Linked DNA regions of Homo sapiens: region 2 is linked to region 1. The links are chromatin contacts, found by Hi-C or POLR2A ChIA-PET in ENCODE. All regions are on one chromosome and are shown on one strand. Each heading gives the region's core, a stretch centred on a gene start or an enhancer-like site at or near the end of the contact. The rest is flanking DNA. Distances are from core to core; before and after follow the strand shown. Region 1 holds the start of GALNT15 (polypeptide N-acetylgalactosaminyltransferase 15). Region 2 has its middle 14 kb from the start of LINC00690.

What was found. Hi-C counts contacts between places; a loop is a spot of excess contacts on that map. ChIA-PET counts read pairs that join two places held with the same protein, here RNA polymerase II (POLR2A). Pooled maps may share reads with other maps.
Region 2: a loop to region 1 is called in a map of K562, with 5 times the contacts of the local background. The contact joins the enhancer-like site here to the promoter of GALNT15 in region 1. A Hi-C loop is called at or near these places in 5 of 168 maps with a recorded cell type or tissue (Caco-2, HCT116, K562 and 1 more) and 15 of 50 pooled maps. POLR2A ChIA-PET finds 5 or more read pairs at or near these places in 1 of 52 experiments (activated CD4-positive, alpha-beta T cell).

Annotation. Positions count from the first base shown.
Region 1 is chr3:16,171,340-16,178,040 of GRCh38, reverse strand. GALNT15 (polypeptide N-acetylgalactosaminyltransferase 15) reads right to left here and starts at 3,361. Exons shown (of 10, transcript NM_054110.5): 1 at 2,351-3,361. The coding sequence starts at 2,889.
Region 2 is chr3:16,546,847-16,553,547 of GRCh38, reverse strand. No RefSeq gene overlaps it. Among named protein-coding and RNA genes, the nearest start is that of LINC00690, 14 kb to the right of the region's middle. Within about 2 kb of position 2,612, at least 3 of the 41 ENCODE cell types and tissues checked have a DNase peak (open chromatin) inside an H3K27ac peak, as active enhancers do.

The DNA.
Region 1 (6,701 bases), core at 2,112-4,611:
CACAGTACATGTGCACATCACACCACATGCACAAGATACGCAATACACACGTATTACACCCATGCACACTACACACACAGCACACACAAATACGTGCACAGCACACACACCACAAAATTTACCTGCACTTGTGCCACATACAACATATCCATGCACTTTATACCACATGCATAATAAACACAACACACTTGTACATATATGCATATCCCATTCACACAATGCATTTATAGCACAATGCACCACAGAAGCACATCATACACAAGAAACACAGTTACAACACAATACCTGTGCACACATGCACCACGTGAACATATGCAAAACAAATAGCAAACTGCAACACACACCCAGATGAACAATGCATGTGGCATCACCCCAATACACAATACATATATGAACCATGCACATAATACATGCACATTAACACACATGCACACAAGATGACACATTGCACAATGCATAGCTGTGCATATCATATCACATACACAAAGTAACATGCACCAAGCATATAGGCACCACATAACGCAGTACCTGCATGTACTACACATACATGCACGACATCCATTTAATACACATAATGCAATGCACACACAACACAGAGAATATATACAACACACATGCACGAACATACATATACCATGACCCACAAATATGCATATTCACCACACATTTGCACTATGCAAACACACAGTCACACACACAGACCACTTTGGTAGCCACAGACCCTCTCGTTTCAGGCAATATTATTTCTTATCGGCAAAAAGAGGATGCTCACTCTTGCTCCAGGCCAGTGAAAAATAGTGTCAAAAAATTTGAAAACTATGTTTGTTCATTCAGCAATCACTTCTTTACTGCATGTTGGGCTTTGGGATGTACAATACAAACTCAGTCCTGACCTTCTAAGGGGCTCACAGCATAGCAGGGAAAGCAGGCATTCGACTGATAAATACATCAATAATCATTTGGCTTTAGTTTTGTAAGTGCTGTGAGTTAAAACTCCAGGGTGCAAGGAGGGCACAAAACTAGAATGGGGTGGGAATTTCCTGAAAATAGCTTTTAAAGGTAAGGCTTGAAAACAGTGTAGCGGGTTTGAAATGGAAGTAGGGTGCGGTGAGTGAGGCACCCGGGGCACACAATTTAAGGAGATGTTCACTCCCGGCTGCTGACCCTGCAATTGCACACCCTCGAGTGTGAGTGGCTGAGCAGCCAGGCTGAGGGGAACTAGATCAGGGATCCGAAGAGTGTGTGGCCCTGCTTCCAACTGCTGCCCTGCACAAATGTTTGCTTTCCAGGAAACTCTCCAGGCTCTGGGAGGAGCAATGGCCTATAGGAAAAGGGACCTAAATCACCAAACTAAAACTAACAAGCTGCCTTGCTCCCTGGATGCTGGTAACCAAGGCTCCCTCCTCAGTGGTCAGCCATGGTGACAGTAAGGGAGCAGGGGGTGTGGAGGATGGGCCAGCATCTCCCTGGGCACAGCTCTGCCCATCACCTACACTTCTCAGCTTACCTCCTGGGGCTGGGGCTGCCCTGGCAGGGTAAATTGCAGTCAGCACAGTATTCTGGCTCTCAGGCACTGGACCTGTTTCCTTAGTCTAGTGGCCCAAGGCAGGTGGCATGGAGTGGTGGGTCAGGCAGACTGGAGCTCACATGCCTGCATTCAAATCCTGACTTTGTTACCTACTAGCAGCGTGACTGGGAAAGCAACTTCACCTTGTTTTCATACCTATAGAATAAGCATGATGATACTACTAGCACCCATCTTGCAGAGCTGTGAGGACTTTCCAGGACTTTATGAGTTAATACATTAAAAGCTTGTAAAGTAAATCCAGACGCATGGGAAGAGCCCCCTAAATGTAAACTGCAATTGTTATTTTGATCCAAACTAAAAGCAAACACTAACAATAACCCTAAAATCAAAATGTAGTGGAGTCAGAGTGTTAGAACTGGCAAATGTCTGCTCTAACCTCCCTTCTGTGTTATAGAAATAAAGCCATTTGACCTAAAGACAGAAGAACTAGAACCCAGGACGGAGAAGAGAATGAACAAGCAAGAGTCCTCACTTTCTGCTTTCTAGGACAATGATTCTCACCTGAAGGGCTTGTTCATACAGACCACTGGACCCCACCCAGAGTTTCTTGTTTGGCAGGTCTGGGATGGGGTCTGAGAATCTGCATTTCTGAGAACCCACCAGTGCCCAGGGGCTGCTGACGCTGCTGGCCCAGGTACTGCATCTTGAAAAGCACTTGCTCTAAGTCAGGAGAGGCAGGCTACGGAAAGTTTGCATTCCCGAGTTTGCTACCACCCGATCATGCCCTGGGATCAGGGAAGGGAAAACAAGGGCCTTACTTACAGTGGGTGCCGCACCTCGGGCAGAGCCCTCTGGAGGGGGATGCGGGCACTGAGTGCCTCCTGGAGGCCACGTGGGTCCAGGCTGAACGGGGTCAACTCCTCTTCTTCAGACACCTCCCCGTCCTCATCAGCCCCCCAGTCCCTCTTTGGGGCTTCCTTATCCTGCCTCCTTGGCTGCTTGATGAGGCGGTAGCTCCCACCTCTCCTGCCCTGGCTCTGGTTCCTTCTGGCCTGGGGTAAGGCCACGGCCACCAGCAGCTGATCCTCCCGCAGTGAGATAAAGGGTGGCAGGCCCTCCAGAGGGCTGTACTCTTCACCCTCATCCTCAGCTTCCAGTACCCAATCCTGGGATTCCCCAAAGTCCAGGCGGTACCTGGCTTCAGGGCTGTGCTTGCTGGCTTGGGCTGTGACAGTCTGGTGCAGGGTGTGGTGGGGAGGGTGCAACATCGCCACCATCATCAGGACGCATCCCAGCATCAGGAGCAGCAGGAGGAACTGGAGTCTGCATGGTCTGTGCCTGTATCGCTTCCTTAGGAGCATGTTGCTAGAACTTGCCAAATGCAACAGGTCATGTTCAAGTTAGCTTTCTCCCGCTCCAGGCTCCTTCAAGCTTGCAGCAGAACCTGGGTTGCTTGTTCCACCTGGAAGTTTTTCTGCCAGTCACTTAACCTGGTCCTGACATTTGCCAACAGCGTGTGCAAGACCTGCTTCCACTTACAATCAGAAAACCACAGGACCCAAGTTTCACCCCAAGTCCTCTCTGAGTGGATTTCTTTAATTGCCTTCTGAAAGCCCATTCACAGGGACTTCAAATTGAATTGCTTCCCTCCCTTTACCCCGGTTTTCTCCTTGGGAAAAAAATAATGATTCCATTCTGCTCAGGTGTTTCTTTCCCCCTTTGTATAAATAGGTTGCTATGAGGTGTCTGGGATGAGCTGGTGGGTTCTCAGTCAAGCAGGGCTGACAGCCGTCCCTCTTTGGACGCTTCCAGTCAGGTCAGATCAACAGATGTAAAGCCGGCAGGCAGTGCCTGGTTTCCTTTCACACATAGCTCCACTCAGCCGAGAGCCCTCTGCCAGACACAACCCAGAGCCAAGCGTGCGCGTCACTCCTGGTCCTAATGCCCTCACTGTTCCCAGGCTTTGCACAACTCGGTGTGGTCACTGCTAGAGCCAAATCAAAACAGGAATATCCCAAGAGTTCAGAAGGAAAGACTAATACCCTCTGATTCAGAAAGGCTGTGTGTGTGGCATAGCTGCAAGGAGCTGCAGCTGTCTGTTTGCAACCTCAGCCTCCCATGGGGGATCAGGCAAACTAGGTTGGACTCTCCTTCCCTTCCTGGGGACCACTGTCCCTGGCCTCCTGAAAATGAGGGAGCTAAGGGAGATGATCTTGCAAGTCCCTTCTTCTCCCACAAGAGCAGCTGAATGCCTGCTCTGCCCTGGCCACCAAGGGGGACGCTGGAAGAGGAGTGGCATGCTCTTTCCCTCATAAAGCTTCCTTCATTTAACCAACACATAATTAATGAACACATGCTATGTGCCAAAATTGTTCTGGGAACTGGAAGTAGAGCAATGAATAACACAGACAAAAATGTGTGTCTCATGGAGCTTGCATTCTAGTGACAGATACAATTAAAACTATCCACTGGGTCAGATAGTGATGAGGATGAAGGCAAAAAAGCAGAGCAGGGATGGGGCTGGGGAGCATGGGCTGGGCTTGGAAATGGACATTGAGTGGTGGAGAAAGGTTTCATGGAAGAGTTACCATTTGTGTAAAGGAGAGGGCTGCACAGCTATTTGAGGTTGAGTGTTCGGGGCAGACAGAATGATAAATGTGAAGGTTCCAAGGCAAGAGTATGCTGGCATGTCTGAGGAACAGCCGGCATGGCTGAAGCAAAGAGAGCAGGGTGGAGCCTGATGGGAAGTGGAATAAGAGAGGCAAGGGGGCGGGGGGCAGGAGGACCATGCAGGACACCCCCTGGTTGCATTGAAGGAACTTTGGCTTTTCCTCTGAGTGAGAGGGGAGCCCTTAGAGGAGAGACACAATCTGACTTGGGTTTTAACTGGATCATTCTGGCTGCTGGGTTGAGACTAATCAGTGGGGGGCAAAAAGCAGGAGCAGGGAGACCAACCAAGAGGTTCTTGGCTTGCACTAAGTGGCATCGGTGGTGACAGGGGTCAGCTTGTGGATATACTTTAAGGAAGAACCTATAGGATTTGCTGATGAATTAATGACTAATGTGAGAGGAAGAGAAGAGTCAAGATGAGTTCAAATTTTTGTTCTGAGTAGTTGGAAGAATAGACTTGCCATTAACCAAGATGGGGAAGGAGAGAAGGTGGAAGGAGATGAATGCATGCCAGTGGCTTGATTTGGAACATGTGACATTCGAGATGTCCTCTAGACAGCTAAGAGGAGATGAAGTGAAGGCAGCAGTTGTAGGATAGCTGAAGGTCAGGGGGAGGTCTGGCCTGCATATACAAAGCTGGACTCCAGCAGCACTCAGATAGTGTTTGAAGCCGTGAGACCTGAGATCACTGAGGGAGTGAGGTAGGTAGAAGGGAGAAGAGAATCCAGCATGCTCAGTTTTCAGGCTTCTGGCTTGAACAGGTTGAAGGATAGCTGACCATCACCATGAGCAGTGTTTCTTCTGATGGCTGTAAAGCAGCCATGCTGTCTGCAACCAAGAGTGGAGGGGGGAAAACTGCCATTGGGGAAGTCCTGCAATGAACTTGCTCATTGTTTTTGTCTTTATTTTGATCTTAGAATGTCAGCTAAAATGTTTGTGGAAAAAAATGTTTTACCTTTTGACTCAGTTGTTTCTTCCAGTGTGTGTGGTGTGTCTGTGCACACTCACGTGCACAAGCATGTATACACGTGTGTTTTCATGAAGTCAGAGGTGAAATAGTGGGTTATGTGTGGTTGTTCTCCTGGAATCCCATTGTAATGCCCCAGTGGACAGTGCTTAGCAATTTCTGGATTGAATTGTGTCTTCCAAATCTCAAATCACGGTGTATTGCCAGGTGGGAATACTGTGTCATTTCCAAATTCAAGAGGCAGACACCCTGGGAGATGTAGTTCAGAATATCTGGGGACATTTTGAGGTTAATGAGGATGAAGGATTAGAAGGTTCCAAATCCAGGAGGCCTTCAGAAAACTGAGTGTGCAGAGTCACCATCTTCCACTCATCTCTAGCAACGCTGTGCTTGAACTTACCAAGAACAGCCCACCCCAGGGCTGTCACCCTGGCCAGCCCACTGCTTGAGCACTCTTTCCCCAGAAAGTCATCCATATGGCTCATTTCTTCATTTTTGTGTTCCCCAGAAAGTCATCCATGTGGCTCATTTCTTCATTTTTGTGTTCACTCCAATGTCACCTATTTAGTGAAGGCTTCGTGGACCCCCCATTCTACATTGAAACCCCTCATCAACATGGGGCTTTCTTTGAGAATCTCTGTGGCTCTTCTCAACACCTGGAAAATTAAAATACTAAGGTGTTTATTGTCTGTTTCTCCACCCACTCCCATAAAACATAAGCTCCACAAGGGTAGGGCTTTTGTTTGCTTGTTCACTGCTGTTTTTCCAGAGTACACAAAGCACATTTTTCCACTCCCCAGGCCTTTGCTGCTGTCCCTGACAGCTTTGCTGCCAGTTCTTCCCATCCCCCACCATCACTTGGCACATGAGGCCCAGACCTTGCTCCCTTCTCCTCTCTTTCTCACCCTTGCTCCTATCATGGGTTGAATCGTGTCCTCCAAAATTACACTGAAGCCCTGCCTCTGCTGGGGAACCTGTGAAGGGGGCCTTGACAGCAAATAGGATCTTTGTAGATTATCAGGTTAAAAGGAGGTTGTTAGGGTGGGCCCTAATCTAATATGACTGGTATTGTTACAAAAAGGGGACAATTGGGCAGAGACAGGCATACACAGAGAACATCATGTGAAGAAGAGGGCAGACCTGGGTGACACATCTAAAAGCCAAGGAATATCAAAGATGGCCAGGAAATCACTGATAGCTAGGAGAGACATGAAACAGACTGTCCTTCACAGTCCTAAGAAAGAACCAGCACTGCCAACACCTTGATCATGGACTTCTTGTTGCTACAACTGTGAGATCATACATTTCTGTTATTTAAGCCACCCACTTGTGGGACTTTGTTATGGCAGCCGCAGGAAACGGATACAGTTCCTCTTGCCCTCCCCACCCTCCCACCCTCCTCTGCCTTCTCTCAACTCTTGCTCTAGCTCTGTCATTTCCATCTCTCCTTCTCCCATTCCATCTCCTTCCTCAACCTCTAGTGAGGTTAGGCATCACACTAACCTCCTCAGCCCATGGCCTTCCCATGACAGAGAC
Region 2 (6,701 bases), core at 1,363-3,862, 380 kb before region 1:
TGTTTCTCCCACTAAAGTGTAAGCTCTTCATGAACAGAGTGTGTCTGTATGATTCACCAGCTGTGTCTCTATCTTTACCCCACAGCCAATCCACAAATGAATGCCATCAGCCTTGCCCCCCATCATATCCCAACCATCCGTGTTTGGCTACTCCATTGCTAGCCCAACCTTGCATCTCATGCCTGTGTTATTTCACAGCCTTCTAGGCTGATACTCCCGCTGCTGCTGTGCCTGGCTGCAGCCTATTCTCCACATCATGAAGAGGAAACTTTGAAAAATGGATAAAATTGATAGCAAATTGTGTTTCTCCTGCACTCAGAATCCTCCTCTGGCTCCTCACTCTAATCTCTGGCTTCAGTAGTTGATGGCAAATATTTAAAAGTCAGCCTGCAGGAAGGACCCTGATTTACTGAGTTTTTCAATGTTGGTGGTGTAAATACTCATCATGGCCAATTTCAAGCCGCCTTCTTTCCTTCCCTCCCTCCCTCCTCCCCTTCTCCCCTCCTTCTTTCCTTCCTTCCTTTCCTCCCTCCCTCATTCCTTCTGTCCTTCCCCCCTTCCCTTCCTTTCCTTCTTCCTTCTTTCCCTTCTTCCTTCCTTCCTTCCCTCCTTCCCTCTTTCCCTCCTTTCTTCCCTATTCTCTACCTCCTACTCTAGAATTGACATTCCATGACAGGCAATCCATGTCTGTCTTAGTCATTGCTTAGACGTACCTGGCACATAATGGAGGCTCAGTACGTATTTCTTGAACAAATAGTTGACTAAATGAATAGATGATCCTTTCTTAATTCTGTACCAGGATTTAAGAATTATTCAAAGTAGATGTCATTGTTTTACAATAACCAAGTACTGCTCAGCACTTTCAAGTTCACAAAGCACGCCTCATGCATCATCTCTATGATCTGTACCCAGGTGCCATCCTGAGAAGCTGGGAAAGGCTTTTCTCTTCCTCCCCACTTTATAAATGAGGAAACAAAGACTCAGAGAGGTGGAGGTTCCCCCTCAAGGCCACACAGCAAGTGTGTATGCACAGGTCTGACTCTCAGTCTGGCACTCTTCTCAATGGTGTCCAGTAACTGTTTAGCTCTTGAGGGGATCTCATCAGAGAAGCCTGGAGGCTTCAGGGAAAGCCGTTCCAAGGAAGAGGAGAGAAAGACATGGTGGCGAGGAAGGAGGATTGACAACCAGGGAAGGCCTTACCTAGGCCTCCACCAGGCTGAGCTTCTGGCCTCAGGCCAGTAACATAATGATTCAGGTCCCCACTCCTGATTCTGCCACTAGATTCCCACTATCCTCCCCCAAGACATGGAGCATTGAGCCCCCCTTCCCCACAGATAGAGTACCCTGGATAGAGTGGGCTCCACACCTAGCACCCACCTTCTTGCAAGACTATAGCAATGAACAGCAGAGAGCGCAAGCTGGAGACCCACAAGCTGAACTCAGTCCTCGGGGATGATTTCTTTAGCCCCTGTAGAGTTCAAAAACTTGGGCCAACATTTACAAGCAGGAGATCCCAAGTGGTTACTTTCTTTAGGCAAACAGGAAAATCTTGCCACACCTCCTGGCCATTCTGGGCTGACACCAGTCATCCACCTGAGACCAGACAAGTGTTGTCCAGTTCAACGCAGCCCCAGTTTCCTATCCCCTCTCCAACCTTGAGGGCAGCCATCGACTGCAGTTCATTTCCATGCTAGTGCTGGAAGTTTTACTGGCGTCGAAAAACATGGCTCTGAAACCCAAGCTTATACCAAAAGGAGAAAAACAATATATGTAGGGCCTCATGATTTTATTACATCATGACTGACATAACCCTGAGTTTAAGAGCCTTGGGCTATGTCTCCATTTCAAATATACCTTTTCTTTCCCCTTTCTTTCTTTCTTTTTCTTTCTTTCTTCTTCCTTCCTTTCTTTCTCTTTCTTCTTTCTCTTTCTTTTCTTTCTCTTTTTCCTTCCTTCTTCCTTCCCTCTTTTTCTTCCTTTGTTTCCTTGCTCCCTTCCTTCTTTTCCTTCCTCACTCCCTCTCTTTCCTTCTCTCTCTTCCTTTTCTTTATTTCTTTTTTCTCTTTCTCTTTTTTCTTTCTTTCTCATCTTTCTTTCTCCTCTTTCTTCTCTTTCTTTCTTTCTTGACAGAGTCTCTCTGTTACCCAGATATGGAGTATGATACAGGCTCACACACCACACCCAGCTAATTTTTTAATTTTTATTTTGTAGAAATGGGGTCTTGCCATCTTGCCCAGGCTGGTCTCAAACTTCTGGCCTCAAGTGATCCTCCTGCCTCAGCCTCCCAAAGTGTTGGGATTGCAGACATGAGCCACCTCGCCCAGCCAAGTACACCTTTTCTTTGTCCTGTGAACAGTCTCACAAAGAAGGCATCCAGAAGCCTCCTTTAGGTGAGGATCCTTGAGTTCAGAGGCGTGGAGGGACTTGCCCAAGGTTAAATAACTAGACATAGACACAGTACGTGACGATAACATCTCATCCAGCACAGGCATCTGCATAAACTGCATTCCCAGCCACACACCACCAGTGTGTTCACCATGACAGGGTGTGCGACCTGATGCAATAGCCCTTGTGTAATCTGACACATCCCCATTAGGTGGCACCATAAACCAACAAAGCTTTCCAGGACAATGCCTTTGCGGAAATTGGTTTTCTTGCATTATTAGGGATTTTAAGGCAGAATTGTTTTTCCCCTCTTTCTCTCTTAAAAAAAAAAAAAAGTCTTTCAATATACAATGTAGCATGGCTTTCGTGCCAGGCATAAAATGAAATTTGCCTTAATCCATTGCCTAGGGAGAAAGTGTGTGTGTGTCACAACTGACATCTGTTAAATGTTAAATGAAGTAAGCAAGCAATAAGAAGGTCTGAAATACATTCTTTGTTCAAGAAGTCGTGCAGACACTGATCAGCTGCTCTGTACAACTGGGAATAAAACAAGCACCTTTTTCTCCCCCCAACAAGCGCCACTGAAAGCCCCCAAGGAGGGCAAAAGCAGAGGATGGGTGGACTTGCGTGCCGTGAGGTTAACACTTCTGTTTCAAGTTCAAGCAAATTGGCTTGGCACAGCAGGAATGACCACACTGCCAGCTCCATTGTACCTGCTTCCTCCCCAGGGCTGAACAGGAGCCCAGGCTTGTCTGTCCTTTCCTGCTATTTCTTTTGCAAAGTGTAAGAAGGTGTGAGGCTTCATCCAAATTACCTGATCAGTTTTGACCATCAGCATGTTATTATGGTGGATCTATTCTTAAAATATATTTGTTCTTTTGTTTTCCTCACTAGCAAGGAATTTTGAACCAGTCACTCCAAAGTTAGCCCTTGCAATTTATTAGTCAAGCTTCGTTATTAACATTATTAACAAGAGAATGAGAACAGATGTAATTCCAATATGCAGCTGGAATATCAGCTAAAAATGTGCTCCTTATAAAGATATACAGGATTATCAAATGAGAAAGAGAAGCTTTGCCTATGCAACCAATTATAATTGTGGGATGGTGTATTTTGGGTATTGGAATTTTTTGATAAACATAAGGATAGGCAGAAAGCCCTTCGGTTTCAATCCTTTGTTTCATCCTTTCCCTCATTCCTAGAAATAGGTTAGGTATCTATGGCAGTAACAGTGAGTGCTTCCCAAAGAGCCACACACGTTTTCAAGCCTCCCCTGCGGTTGAGTTGAGCCATATGGATGAGTTCTGGTAAATGGGAAAATATTTACTTGTATTTTCTTTGAGTTCTATTGTAGTTTTATTTTTGTATTTAATCCCTGTGGAATTTATTTTAGTATATTAGTTTCAAGCCGGTTGTTCCCAGACTATTTAATTAATCTTTCCTTTTCCTACCAATTGCACATACCAATCAGTATATGATAAATTCTGATTTCTGGTTCAGTAATCAATTTTCTCATTCCTATGTTGGTATCAAATTCCCAAATTAGAGTAATTTTGAAATATATCTTACTATCTAGTAACAGCTATCCCCTTTAATTTTTTAAATGGGGTCTCACTATGTTGCCCAGGCTGGTCTTAAACTTCTGGGCTCAAGCAATCCTTCTGTCTCAGTTCAGCCTCCAGAGTAACTAGAAATACAGTCCCGTAACCACCACACCTGGCTCCTTTTAAAAAAAATTATTTTAGTTACTTTCACATATTTATTCTTTGAGTAGAATTTAAAAATCAGTTTGTCAAGTTAAAAAATTAAAGATGGATTAAATTCACAGATTGATTTGGAAATAATTGACATTATGTCGGCCCCGAGCCTTCTCATTCAGGTGCGTGATGTTTCCCTGCATTTCAAGTCTTCTTCCATGTCCTTAGGTCGTTTTGTTTTTCTTCTGTGTTTGATCCTGAGTATTTGATTTTGGTTGCTTTTGTAAATGGGATATTTTTCCCATTTCTCATCATTTTTTTCTAATTTATTATGGCTGAATATTATTCCACTGTATGTATATATCACAATTAATTTATCCATTCATCCATCAATGGACATGTGGTTTGCTTCCACCTTTTGGCTACTGTGCTGCCATGAACATGTGTATACATGTACTTGTGTCCCTGTTTTCAATTCTTTTGGGTACAGACACCTAGGAGTGGAATTGCTGGGTCCTGTGGTGATGCTGTGTTGAGTCATTTGAGGAACCGCCAACTGTTTCCCACAGTGGCTGAACCGTATTACATTCCCACCAGCAATATACAAATTCCAGTTTCTCCACATCCTCACCCATACTCGCTATTTTCTGTTTTCTTTTTTTTTAAAATTATTCCCATCCTAATGAGTGTGCAGCGGTGCCTCATTTTTATTTGCATTCCCCTAATGATGAATGATACTGAGTGTGTTTTCATGTGTTTGTGGGCCATGGTCTGTCTTCTTTGGAGAAATATCTATTCAAGTCCTTTTTTCATTGTTTAAGGGATGGTTTGCCTTTTTGTTGTTAGTTTCCTAACTTTTTGACAGGAGAAAGGTTAACTGAAAGTTGCTGTGTTACATAGGATGCTTTCAAAAGCAACAACTAGAAGATGCAACACAAAATGTCTTAAATGATAAAAAAATGTTAAATGTTTGAGTGATCAGTTATGGTTCTAGCATTCTCCACATATCAATTCATTTAATTCTAAAACGAATACTACAGGGTAGGTATACAAATCAGAAATATGAGGCACAGAGAAGTCCAAAGTCACACAACTGGTAAGTGGTAAAGTTAGAATTTGAACCTAGGAAGTCTGACTCCATAGTCTCATCTCTGAGTGACTAGGTACTAAGTTTGTAGGGAGGCAGTACTGGCATTGATTGGTTTAGCAGCTCAACCTAATATAGGAGTCTAGATTTGTCGATATTCCTATTCTGCTACCCTAAGCATGTTGCCTTTGCCTCAGGCTTCTTCCCTCATGATTGCAAAATGGCTGCAACAGCTCCAAGCATCACATTATCTCCCAGCAACATCCAAATGACAGAAACAGAAAGTCTCTGTGATTTCTTCTTTTTTGAGATTAAGGAAAACTCTTCTAGAAGTACCTCCAGCAGACTTCTCATTGACTACAATTGTGGCACATGCCCCATCCTGAACTCATCACTAACAAGGGAAACAGAACTACAATTTTGGACACAGACTGATCAAGGTTTACACCTTGAAACTTCAATGGGGTCCAGATTCCAAGAACTATCTGCTGCTCAGTTCCTGAACAGAAATCATTTTCTATTAACAAAGAAGAAGGTGGTAATCACTGTTGAGTTGGTGACCAACAGCTGTTGCCACAATTGTCATTTACTTCTGTTAGCCTCAAGGTCAGTGACATCTCCTCTGTGGGCTGGTGATTTCTCACTCTTGATTTCTCCTAGGCCATGTGTCTGATTTCTTCTAGGCCACAGATGCAACACGTACATGAAAATCTGAATTCCCACCGCACATTTGTTTGCAAAACTCTGTTTGCCATTTCTCTCCACTTCTTACGCCTACCTCTACAGATAATAGGGGCATGCATCTCTTTAGGGTGACCTTTGCATATTTATGCTAATTGCAGATTTAAACTATAAGCCCTAACACTCATAATCTCCTAGCTTCCCTCTGTAAAAAAATCCCCCTAAGTGATACTTAATTTCACATGCTTGCCAAATCTTAAATCCAAAAGCAAAAGCCGATTTACCTCTGTACTGAAATTAAAGCTATACAAAGTTTTTGGCTGTGGGGGCACACCTCACTGTCCTCAGTGGCCCTTCGTAGCACAGATTTAAGTTAGGAGTCTCCCTAATTTATTATGACTGATATTTTAAAATGTCATCAAACTATCCTGTCTATAAAGAAATGACGAAGCTTTCTTCCACATTTATGCAAGTCACAGGAGACCTTTCTAAATGGACGAAGTAAAATAATCTTGGGACAAAGCATTTTACTCCATGTAAACACAATGAATACACTGCCCTGAGCATCTGTGATTTTTTCTGAACATTGCCCCTAATCCAATTTTAATGTAGGCTTGTCATGGAAACAAAAACAAACACACTTAACCTTCAAAAGGGAAGATGAATGACACTGACTTCAGGTTTTTGACAAATATCTGTAAATATCTGAGCAACCCAATCTACATGATGATCTTTCTGCTATTGCTGGCAGAGTCTAGTTCTCCCTTCCCATTTACTCTGGAGCTTATATGAGGTGGCTATGATCTAACCAGAGCAAGTTCAAGTCATAAGGCTTTGTGGTAGTGAGTTTC